Linked DNA regions of Homo sapiens: regions 1, 2 and 3 are each linked to region 4. Evidence: chromatin contacts called from ENCODE Hi-C or POLR2A ChIA-PET data. All regions are on one chromosome and are shown on one strand. The core of a region is the stretch at or near the end of the contact, and the rest is flanking DNA. Distances in the headings are between cores, read along the strand shown.

What was found. A loop is a pair of places that touch in the nucleus more often than their neighbours do. ChIA-PET counts read pairs that join two places held with the same protein, here RNA polymerase II (POLR2A). Pooled maps may share reads with other maps.
Region 1: a loop to region 4 is called in a pooled map, with 8 times the contacts of the local background. The contact joins the promoter of NAGA here to the promoter of RBX1 in region 4. A Hi-C loop is called at or near these places in 9 of 50 pooled maps. POLR2A ChIA-PET finds 5 or more read pairs at or near these places in 2 of 52 experiments (CD4-positive, alpha-beta T cell and activated CD4-positive, alpha-beta T cell).
Region 2: a loop to region 4 is called in a pooled map, with 8 times the contacts of the local background. The contact joins the promoter of NDUFA6 here to the promoter of RBX1 in region 4. A Hi-C loop is called at or near these places in 7 of 50 pooled maps. POLR2A ChIA-PET finds 5 or more read pairs at or near these places in 2 of 52 experiments (CD4-positive, alpha-beta T cell and activated CD4-positive, alpha-beta T cell).
Region 3: a pooled map shows a loop between it and region 4 (20-fold over the local background). The contact joins the promoter of POLDIP3 here to the promoter of RBX1 in region 4. A Hi-C loop is called at or near these places in 6 of 50 pooled maps. POLR2A ChIA-PET finds 5 or more read pairs at or near these places in 2 of 52 experiments (A549 and AG04450).

Annotation. Positions count from the first base shown.
Region 1 is chr22:42,069,460-42,072,159 of GRCh38, forward strand. It overlaps NAGA (alpha-N-acetylgalactosaminidase), which reads right to left and starts at 1,353. Exons shown (of 9, transcript NM_000262.3): 1 at 823-1,353. The coding sequence starts at 838. RefSeq lists a silencer at 1,134-1,433 and an enhancer at 1,614-1,663.
Region 2 is chr22:42,089,480-42,092,179 of GRCh38, forward strand. It overlaps NDUFA6 (NADH:ubiquinone oxidoreductase subunit A6), which reads right to left and starts at 1,293. Exons shown (of 3, transcript NM_002490.6): 1 at 1,127-1,293. The coding sequence starts at 1,265. It overlaps NDUFA6-DT (NDUFA6 divergent transcript), which reads left to right and starts at 1,454. Exons shown (of 5, transcript NR_034118.2): 1 at 1,454-1,702; 2 at 1,818-2,121; 3 at 2,640-2,700.
Region 3 is chr22:42,613,564-42,616,263 of GRCh38, forward strand. It overlaps POLDIP3 (DNA polymerase delta interacting protein 3), which reads right to left and starts at 1,320. Exons shown (of 9, transcript NM_032311.5): 1 at 1,236-1,320. The coding sequence starts at 1,294. It overlaps RNU12 (RNA, U12 small nuclear), which reads left to right and starts at 1,681; the gene lies at 1,681-1,830. LOC124905127 (a long non-coding RNA gene) reads right to left here and starts at 1,216. Exons shown (of 2, transcript XR_007068118.1): 1 at 1-1,216. RefSeq lists enhancers at 1-83, 628-1,171, 1,172-1,715, 1,208-1,387, 1,468-1,527 and 1 more and silencers at 808-1,137, 1,678-1,737.
Region 4 is chr22:40,950,007-40,952,706 of GRCh38, forward strand. It overlaps RBX1 (ring-box 1), which reads left to right and starts at 1,372. Exons shown (of 5, transcript NM_014248.4): 1 at 1,372-1,470. The coding sequence starts at 1,393. RefSeq lists enhancers at 334-924, 1,439-1,648, 2,104-2,692 and a silencer at 809-1,388.

The sequences.
Region 1 (2,700 bases), core at 103-2,602, 1.1 Mb after region 4:
CAAAAAAATACCGGGGTGAGGTGGTGAGTGCCTGTAATCCCAGCTACTTAGGAGGCTGAGCAGGAGACTTGCTTGAACCTGGGAGATGGAGGTTGCAGTGAGCCGAGATCGCGCCACTCTACTCCACTCCAGCCTGGGTGACAGAGTGAGACTCCGTCTCAAAAAAAAAAAAAAAAAAAAAGTGCGACAACGCACATTAGCCTACAGCTGGCCAAAATCATCTAACACAAAGCCTATTTTATAATAAATTGTTGAATATTTCATGCAATTTACTGAATACTGAAACACAGGTTGTATACGTACTGTGGTTTCTACTGAATGTGCGTCGCTTTCACACCACAGTAAAGTTGAAAAATCGTTAAGTCGGGACCATTGGCCAGACTCCAGGTCTCCTGAGCCCCAGTCCAGAGCTCTTTGCTCTCTACCACAGACCCTCAAGAGGCCTCAGAGAGGCTTAAGAAGTAAGCCAGCCAGGATGGGCACCCAATCAGCTCACCTAAGTGAGACCTTTCCCCCTCGGGCCTCAGTTTCCTTATCTGTAATATGGAGTTACTGTAGGGACTGTACAGGCGGTTCTCCGCACATGCTGATATCCATCAGTTAGGGCCTCTGTGCTTGAGGGAGAGGAAGTGAGAAAGGAAGGGCCCCTTTGAAGGAGAAATGATTCCCGTATGGGGAAGCATCTCCTCCCTTCCTGCCCAGCTCTAAGTAAAAGAGAGAGGAACCTGTCTCTCCACATACCCACATTAGGGAAGAAGGGCCAAAGCACTCCTTGTAGCACTCACCCCTACCCTTCCAAGCCACCCCAGCCGGTGTAGGTACCTGTCTTCAGCAGCATCGCTCTGGACTCAGCTTCCGAGGACCTGACCAGATCTGGTCTGCGTGTATCAGCTGTATGTGTTGGGCTCTGGAAGCTAAGAAACGTCTGAAAAGCACTGGGGTCACGGCTGCCTGGCTAGCTCGGCCGCCCTCAACCTTAGGCGTGGATCGTACACTCGGTCCCCAAGTTGCCCGCCCCATCCCCAGCCATCACTTCCCGGAGCTTCAGTTCTTCCTTCAGAAATACGAAACAACGTGTCTTGGATGTCAGACCTCACACCCTCTGCAGTGCTGGGAGTCCCGAGGGCCTACGGGCCGCCTTCGGCCCCGCCCGGGCTCAGAAAAAGGCAGCCACTGGCTTAAGGTCACCAAGAAAGAGCGGAGGGGCGGGGCTGCGGCCAGGCTCCGGACTTCCAGCCGGGTCCGGGTTCCCGCCCTGGGCTCCCCAAAACCGCAGAGCCCCCTCCCACCGCACTTATCCTACCGAAGCGTTCAGACCTGCCGCCGCTTCTGACTCGAATCCGGTAACCTGATAAGTCCGAAGCGTTCCAGTGAGGGCGGGGCCTCACGAAGGCAACCCTTCGCGCAACCTATCAGAATCCCCCCTAGCAACGCTGTGCCCCGCCCATATGGGTCCGGCCTCCCAGCCTCCCTAAGCCCTTCCCCACTGGGCTCCCGCCCTGCGTGCTAGCGAGGCAGGCATTGGCAGAACGGACTCGGGGCTGTCCTTCGTGGCCCGGACCCCGCGAGGCCTGTCCTTCCACCTCTGTGGGGACCAAGAGGGCAAGGATCGTGCCAGGCTCACCGTGGGCGCTCAGTAAGCGGCCGTGCAGAGGACGGTTGAGGGCTTTGTGCAGAGGAAATGAGAGACTGCTCTGAAGCAAGGCCCGCCTAGTGAGCTGCTAGGAAAATGGAAGTCTGGGATTAATCGTCTCTACAAGGAGGGTGCGTGGGAGGCACCAAAGCAGGCGGTCACAGCTCCCGCAAAGGCAGCCGGCTCTCCTTCCCCGCCTGACGCTCAGGGACTACTCGCACAGACTGGGCTACTTCCTTCTTCATTCATTCATCAAGTATTTATTGAGAAACTGCTAAGTGCCAAATGCTTTGTTCTGGGCATTGTAGGGGCAGAAAGGTGTGATATTTTCCCTTACTCATCCCAAAGGTCACAGCGGACACTCCTACAAATAAAATATAGGTTAGCAAGAGAAAAGCATAATAGATTGATTTACTCAATGTTTTATGTGACTTGAGAGCCTTCAGGAATGAAGACACAAATACTCAGGGAAATCTTTATTTTTATGTCTCGGTTTGATGAAGAATGGACAGCCCTGGCCGGGTCTGGTGGCTCATGCCTGTAATCCCAGCACTTTGGAAGGCTGAGGCAGGGGGATCGCTTGAGGCCAGACATTTAAGGACAGTCTGGGCAACATAGTGAGACCCTGTCTCTACAAAAAATTAAAAAGCCAGGCAGGTGCCTGTGGTCCCAGCTACTCGGGAGGCTGAGGTGGGAGGATTGCTTGAGTCCAGGAGGTCGAGGTTGCAGTGAGCTGTGATTGTGTCACTGTACTCCAGCCCGGGCAACAGAAAAAAAAAAAAAGGAATAAGGAATGGACAACTGTGTATAAACGCGATTAGACAAAAGGGAATGATTTAATGTTAATAGCTGAGTGTGGAAACCCAGCAATGTCTGTTCAGATTCGGATTCTTCTTGTTCTCTCTGTGTGGCATTCCCTCCTGCTGGGAGGAGGGCAGGACCCCTTCTGGAATGAGAGTCTTATGACCTAGTATCAGGCAAGGTAGATCAGAGAATTCCTTTATGGCCAGGCCCGACACAGAAAGGTGGGGGATGTTTCCAGTAATATTTGTAGTTACTTTTTTTTC
Region 2 (2,700 bases), core at 43-2,542, 1.1 Mb after region 4:
TGGTCAGTAGCAATTTTTCCAAAAGTCAGCTTGAAGACAGGGACTCTGTGGAGCAGACACAGTTCTCATATGTCAAAGAACCGGGTTCTGCTTGGAAGCTGCTGCTAAGGAAAGCCCTATAAATAACAAAAATAACAACAAAAACAACGGCAGCAGCTAATATTTAATGAGTTAAATATGCATCAAGTCCTGTTCTAAGCACTCTAGATATTTTAACTTAATACAGTAACCTTCTGAAGAAGGAATTATTATTCCCATTTTAAAGATGAAGAAACTGAGGAATAGATGAAATAACTGGCCCAAGGTCACACAGCTAGTTGAGGGCAGCGCCTGAAGAAAAGTCCGTGCTCCTAACCACCACATTCTACCGCCTTTTCACACACACAAGCAGGGACTCGACAGCCCTGAGGAGTGGCACCGTGCTCCAGCTCACTCAAAAACACCTCTTTCTCGCACTTTGGGAGGCCGAGACGGGCGGATCACGAGGTCAGGAGATCGAGACCATTCTGGCTAACACGGTGAAATCCCGTCTCTACTAAAAATACAAAAAAAAATGGCCGGCGTGGTGGCGGGCGCCTGTAATCCCAGCTATTCGGGAGGCTGAGGCTGAGGCAGGAGAATGACGTGAATCCGGGAGGCGGAGCTTGCAGTGAGCCGAGATCGCACCACTGCACTCCAGCCTGAGCGACACAGCGAGACTCTGTCACAAACAAAAAAATCCAACGGGCATCTATAATTACACTCTGCAACTCTAGACTTTGGGTTCTGGGTACAACAGTGGCTCGGCCTGGGCCCTGGGCACATCACTTCACCTCTCGGTGCCTCCGCTGCCTCACCCACAAAGTGAGTGTGTCACTGACAGTCATCGTCCTCCCGCCAATTGCGAAGGACAAAAGAGACCAAAGCTCCGATAGCACGTACGAATGCTAGGCACGGCCGGTCTGACCACCGCGCCGCCGCCAGGTCCGGCCCATGGTAGGCTCGGGTGACCCTCTTCCCCTGAAGCACCCGCAGTCGCCTCTGCCCAAGTTGGTGACCTCAGCTGGGCCCATGAGAAACCCCGGCCGGGCCGGCTACGACCTTGAGCGGCGGCCTCCGGGTCCCCACGTAAGCCGCTACCTCTCACCAGTGTTCGGCACCTCCCGATACCAGGCGCGGTAGAGCTCGCGCACCCTCCGCTTGGCCTCGTTCATGTCCCGACTGAAAATGGGCTTCACGAAGGTGCTGGCGGTAGAAGTAGCTTGGCGGACGCCGCTCCCCGCCATCTTGCCAAAGCATCCACTCCACAACCCCACCCCTTTGCAAGCAGCGCGTGCGGACCGCGGGCGAATGTCTTTTCCCATTGGCTAAGGAGGAACGCCCCGCCTGTATGCTGGGTGGGCGGGAGGATGACTCTGAGGCTCTCGGATTGGCTGGGAAGCCTCTCTCTGGCTGAGCGAACGGTGGGTGCTGCGCATGCTCATCTACAGAAACGCCGCTTGGCCTTTGGACTACACCATCTGTCGCTCGCTCTAACGAGCCGGCGTTGCCGCCAGGGGACGCTCGGGCCGCAGGAGGTCGCTGGGTCGTGAGCTGGCGCCGGGGACGCCGAGCGACTGCGGGGTTTCCCTCAGCGTCCTGCTATCCGGCTGCCCGCCGCGCTCCTTGGTAGTGTCCGTGGGCGCGCAGGCCTTGAAGAACCTCCTCGTGGCGGGACCCCGAGGTAACTGCTGAGGCAGATAATGGCGCCTGGGCTGCGGTGGGGCTTGTCCTGCCGCCTGGCGGCTTTCTGCAGGGCCAGGATATACTTACTTTTCTGTAAACCAACTCTTCCTTAGCGCAGGAGAGGTGTCAAAGAGCTGGCGCGTCTCCAGAGCCCCGGGAGGAAGGCTGTAACGGCAGCCCCATCGTAGACAGGGACATTCGCATCCCGAGCCCTGGATCTCTGAAAACCAGCCCAGAATTTGGAAGCTGGAAGGAACTTTAGATCGTCCATTCTGAGTGTCTCTCTTCGCTGGCGTTTTCCCACTGAGGTTATGTAAACATGAAGAGGAGCCTACAAGTGTCAAGGAAAAAACGACAGCTAACCACAGGGCAGGCCATGGGCAAGATATCTCAGTGTTCTCCGCTCTCATAGGTCAGGTAGGTACCTCAGCATCCCCATTTTACAGGTGAGGAAACTGAGATGGCCCAGAGTCTAGGTCACCTGACAGATCGCCCCCACCTGCCTGACTGCTGCCTAAGAGGCTCCGTCTTTTTCTGAAGGTGTAGTTGACAGGAGCCTGTGAGTATTGGGGAAGGGCCAGGGGCCGGGGCTGAGCATCTACTCCAAACTTTCCCATTTCGAAGGGTTAAAAAACCAGATATACTTTTTTTCTTCCTTATTATCTTCTAAAATGTATATATATATTCAAGTGAGCTATACAAAAGAAAGCACGTAACATATATAAATTATAAAGCATAATAATAAAATGGAAGCTTTTGAACCTCAGTACTGACTTAAGAAGTTGTAACACAGTTAAGGTTTGTATAAAGTGTCCTTAGATGTCCTTAGTAGCCACTGTTCTCTAGTTCTCTAGGTACATTAACTTGGCTAGGCTTCACAACACACCAGTGAGATTGTGTTGATATACCCTTTTTTTTTTTTTTTTTTGAGACAGAGTGAGACTCACCTAGGCTGGACTGCAATGGTGCAATCTCGGCTCACTGCAACCTCCGCCT
Region 3 (2,700 bases), core at 70-2,569, 1.7 Mb after region 4:
AGCCTGACCAACACAGTGAAACTTCCATCTCTACTAAAAATACAAAAATTAGCCGGGCGTGGTGGTGCACACCTGTAGTCCCTGCTACTTGGGAGGCTGAGGCAGGAGAATCGCTGGAACCGGGGAGGCGGAGGTTGCAGTGAGCCGAGATGGCACCACTGCACTCCAGCCTGGGCGACAGAGCAACACCCCGTCTCAAAAAAAACATAAAAATAAAAATAAACATCTGCTGAGAGAACAAATGTCTGAGAAAACAATATCTAACATATTTACATCCTGGCTATTTACAAAGACATTTAAACTTAATGTGTGTTGGGAAACTATTGGGCAAAGTTCTCACTTCTTCATACAGATGAACTCAGCTCACGAAGGCTTGAAATGACTAACAACATTTAAGGGTCTAGGGGAAGTTTGGGAGACATGACTGCAAATCACCTCCATGGCTCCTCAGCCAGCTCAAGCACTTTCTTCTCCCTAAGGAAATAACCAATCTCCTGCCCAACACACCAGTTTTTCAAGCCCATGTAGGAGGCCAACTCAGCCAGCAATTAAATCGCGCTCAGCCCGCCGCTCAGTTCTCCGTGGCCTCGGGCAAGTCACTCTACCACTTCCAGCCTCAAGTTCCCCATCAGTAAAAGGTGGGTAACATGAATAGCTAGCAGACAACAGGACTGTAAAAGATTAAATGAGGCATCGTGTATATGAAAGGGCTCAGAAAACTTAAAACGCCGCACAAAGAGAGGCGAGTGTTAACAGGGGCCGCGTGCAGGGGGATTTGGGCTTGCGCCTCAGCTTCGGCGGTCGGAGCAAGTCACTTCCCCGCTACTAAACTTCGGTTGTCTCAACTCTAAGATGGGTGGAGACCAGGCAGCGCCGAGATCACGGAGCGGGGCCCAAATGCCAGTCCACACAGGCAAGGAGGCTGCGCCGCCGAGACCCCAGGACCCCGGAACGCGGGGGCCCCAGGGGGCAGCCCCTCAGGTCCACGAGGCGGCACCCTGTCCCCGCCGCGGCCCCGTCGGCCTCCCAGGGCCGCCAGAGGGACTGCGCCTCGGCCAGTGGGCGGGCGGTCGGGGCCACGGCGGGGACGGCGGCAGCCGGCCAATGAGGAGCGCGGCTGTGGTCGGGGGCGGGCGCACCCGGTCCTCCGCGTCGCTCCCGGATCGCTACCTCCCCCGCCTCGAGCTCCACTAGGCCGAGGACCCTAAACCCCGAAGAAAGGAAAGGCCTCTCACCGTCCTTTCGCCGCCGCCCCGCGCTTCCTGATGAGTTCGTCCAGGGAGATGTCCGCCATCTTGCTCCGCCGAGCAAGCCGAAAGCAGTCGAGACCCCGCGAGCCCGCCCCTTCGGCCGCTAGGGAGCGACGAACTACTTCCGGCGTCCGCGGACCAACTCTCGCGACAGCCAGCTCAAAGCAGGCAAGAACCGGAAGGGGCGGGGACGTTCCCCGTGAGCCTTCGCGGTGCTGGCTGCTCATCTGCATACGGAAGTTCGGCACATTATGAATTATTTATTTTCCTCGAGGGAAAAAATTAAATGAAAAGCAACAAAATACATTATTAACAAGTGAGACAAACTTCAATGGAACTGGATCATGACCTCAACAGTCAACTACGATAGTCATCATACGCCTAATGAGAATAGAATTCATTACCTAGGAAATAAACTAAAAACGTCCTTATGCCTTAAACTTATGAGTAAGGAAAATAACGATTCGGGGTGACGCCCGAATCCTCACTGCTAATGTGAGACGAATTTTTGAGCGGGTAAAGGTCGCCCTCAAGGTGACCCGCCTACTTTGCGGGATGCCTGGGAGTTGCGATCTGCCCGACCTTATTCACGCCTAAAAAGTAGACTGACTGTGGGGTGGTCGTGTTTTTTGTTTCTTGTTGGTAGGTGGTGAATGCGTTTTTTTCGTTGTTTTCTCCGTTACTCAGGCTGCCAGTTGCTTGGCAGTCTTGTCGCTGGCTGTGGACGCTCTGCACTTCATCACCGTCCCCAGCTGCGCTTTGAGCCGGTCTAAGGTTGCCCACAGTATTGACGTTGGGACCCACGAAACTGGCAATTTCCATGTGTGCGGCCTTACCCAGTTCTCCCAAACTTCTGCGTATAACCGCTTCTCTGTGCTTCAGAAAGATAAGTCCGGCCCCGGCCTCACACAGCAGCTCAGTTCGTGACAGCGTTTAATATGTAAAATGGAGCAAATAATTTATAGGGCGTTGGGAGAGTTAAAGAGACTAATTCATTTACGTGTTAAATACAGGGAATGGCTTTTGCATTGATATAACCCCAGCCTCCAGCATGCGCCAGACCTGACGTAGGTGTTCGGCACATATTTTGTCCAATCACTCTAAAAATACACTCCATGCCCTTAGAACAGGTGGGGTTATGTCCTCTTGGCCATCAGGCATCAGGAGCTCCGTGCAGAAACTGGGTAAGAGGCCAGGAGCGGTGGCTCATGTCTGTAATCTCAGCACTTTGGGAGGCTGAGGCGGGTGGATCACCTGAAGTCAGGAGGTCGAGACCAGCCTGGCCAACACGGAGAAACCCCGTCTCTACTGAAAAAAAAAAAAAGAAAGAAAAAAATTAGCCGGGCGCGGTGGCACGGCCTGAAATCCCACCTACTCAGGAGCCTGAGGCAGAAGAATCGCTTGAACTCGGGAGGCGGAGGTTGCGGTGAGCCGAGATCGCGCCATTGCA
Region 4 (2,700 bases), core at 122-2,621:
TCTGCAAGGTTAGAGATGTCAAAGGGAGTCCTGGTCTAGCCAGAAATGGGAGAGTGACAAAGTACAGGTGCTTGGGTCGGGTGGGATGGCTCACTCCTGTGATCCCAGCACTTTGGGAGGCCGAAGTGGGAGGATCACTTGGGCCCAGGAGTTCGAGACCAGCCTAGGCAACATAGTGAGACCTTGTCTCTATTTTTTAAAAAAATTAAAAAAGAAAAAAAAAAAAAGCGGCTCTAGCACTTTGGGAGGCCGAGGCAGGCGGATCACCTGAGGTCAGGAGTTCGGGACCAGCCTGGCTAACGTGGTGAAACCCCGTTTCTACTAAAAATACAAAAAATTAGCCGGGCGTGGTGGCGGGCGCCTGTAATCTCAGCTACTCGGGAGGCTGAGGCAGGAGAATCGCTTGAATCCTGGAGGCGGAGGTTGCAGTGGGCCGAAATCGCGCCATTACACTCCAGCCTGGGCAACAAGAGTTAAAAAAGAATGCCTCACAAAAATTCAAGAAATACAGCGACTGCAGATGGGTCGGTTTCACTACAGCACAAGCAGCGGAAAAAGGACACAGATCGGGGAGAAATCACCCTACAAAGATGACAACTGAGGAATGCGGAGTGGGGACTGACACACGTTACGGTGAAACCGTGCACCACGACCAAAGGCGGTCCTAGGACTGCGACTATGTGGGCGCAGAGGCCACCCCCCAGGCTTGGCGGGCGAGTAAAGGCAGGGCTGGGGGCCTGCTCAGTGTGGCCTTAGGGAGGAACTTCGGGGGTCTCCTCTCTCCCCATCGAATCCCTGAGCAGTTCCCGAACAGAAATCGGAGACCAGACGGTGCCTGGGCCCCAGCCCTCCCACGGGGACTGCACCTTGGGCCTGGCTCGGAAGCGGGTCAGAGTCTGCGAAAGACCAGCGAGGACTCTTGGGTTTCGGGGCAGGCCGCGGGCGCCCACCCACGCCAGCACCGGGAGCCGCGCGGCGACTCGGCGAGCCCGGCAGGCAGGACAGGACTGCGGCGCAGGTCTGGCTCAGGCGGAGGAAGCAGCCGCCGCCCCAGCTGACGGAGTGCGGCCGGGGGCTTCCCAGAGGAGGCGGCGACGTCGAGCCCTTTCGAACGTTTCCACCCGGCTAGCTCACGTAGCCTCGGCCCCGCCCGGCCCCGCCCGGCCCCGCCCCACCCACTCCGGCCACCGCCCCCTCCCCGGCCTACAGTTCGCGGGTGGGGCGACCTGCGACAGCCCCTTTAAGAGGCGTGGTCACGTGCTCCGCCCCCACCTCCGCCTCGCGCGCCAGTAAGGGGTGGGGTGCGGGAGGAGGTGCCGGGGAGGTGGGGGGAGCGAAGTGTGCGCTGCTGCGCAGGCGCGGTGGTCGGACGACAGACCGTGTGTTTCCAAAATGGCGGCAGCGATGGATGTGGATACCCCGAGCGGCACCAACAGCGGCGCGGGCAAGAAGCGCTTTGAAGTGAAAAAGGTTGGGTCTCGCCAGCGCCTTCCTCAGGGAAGCTAGAGAGGCGCGGATCTGGCTGGCAGGCCCGAGGATGGTCGAGGCGCGGAGTAAAGGGTTTCATTTCAGGGCGTTCCTGGGACCGGGTACCACGAAAGGAAGCCGGGGGGCGGGTCTTAGAGTTGATCGGCGTGACGGCGGCCCACTGTTGGGGGAAGTGTTGGTTTCGCTGTGAGGCTAAGGGGCCAATCACAGAGCTGCTTATTGAGATACGCGGGGTTGCGACTTGGCGGCGGGAGCCAAGCGCTTGAGCTGTCACTGGAGTGGTTGAGAGGTGGGGGAAGGACAGGGTAGGGTGGGGTGGGGTGGGTGGAATGGGGAGTCGAAGCGAATGCGGCGGTGGAGGATGGGGCAGTGCGGCGAGAGCCTGGAACCTGAGGTCCTACCGCATTAGAGGCCTCTGAGGACCCCCCTTGGTGATCTTGCTCCGCCCCTTTTTGAAGCTTGGGGTCCTCTCACTTGGAGGGGTCCTCTCACTTGGAGGGATCCTCGCTGAACCGAGGCCTCACACTGCCTGGTTAGAGTCTGGAGTGTAATGCTTGGCTCTTCTGAGACGTCTGTTGGCTTTTCACACAACCACCCCACTCTTGGGTTCTCTGTCACGTCCAGAATCTCCCCCTTCCAAAATAATAATAAAAAGCATGGTGGAACTTGTTAAGAAAATCCGAGCCCAAATCCTGTGGCAGTTAGGGAGGGTTGAGTACTAGTCGCGAACGACTTGGTAAGCGTGGGAAAGCAAAAATGGAACGTGTCTTTTTGCATGAAATGCCTTTTAGTGGTTTGCCACAGTTTGGGAGAACAGTATCGATTCTCACCTAACATGAAAGCTGTTCAAAATGGAGATTCTAAAATAGGGAAGATATTCCTAGAACATCTGGCTAAACACTGACAATATCCCCCGTCCTAGTGCTTTTTGGTGTCTCATTGTGGCCACTGCTGCTCAGTTACAGCCAGCAGCCATATTGAAAAATAATAGAAGTAGGGGCTTTTCCTCCACCTTGAAGCTGTGATGTGAAAAGTGGTAAAGAAGTTACTAGGCACTGAGAATGGGGTTTGAAAGCGAAGAAGGTTTGGGAGTATTTGTAATTGAGGAAGCCAGAGTTGAATGAATGAAATTCTGTTAAACTCTTACTGGAATTATTATCTTAATAGAAGAGTCTAAACATATAAAAGTTGAGAACATCAGTTTATTTTATG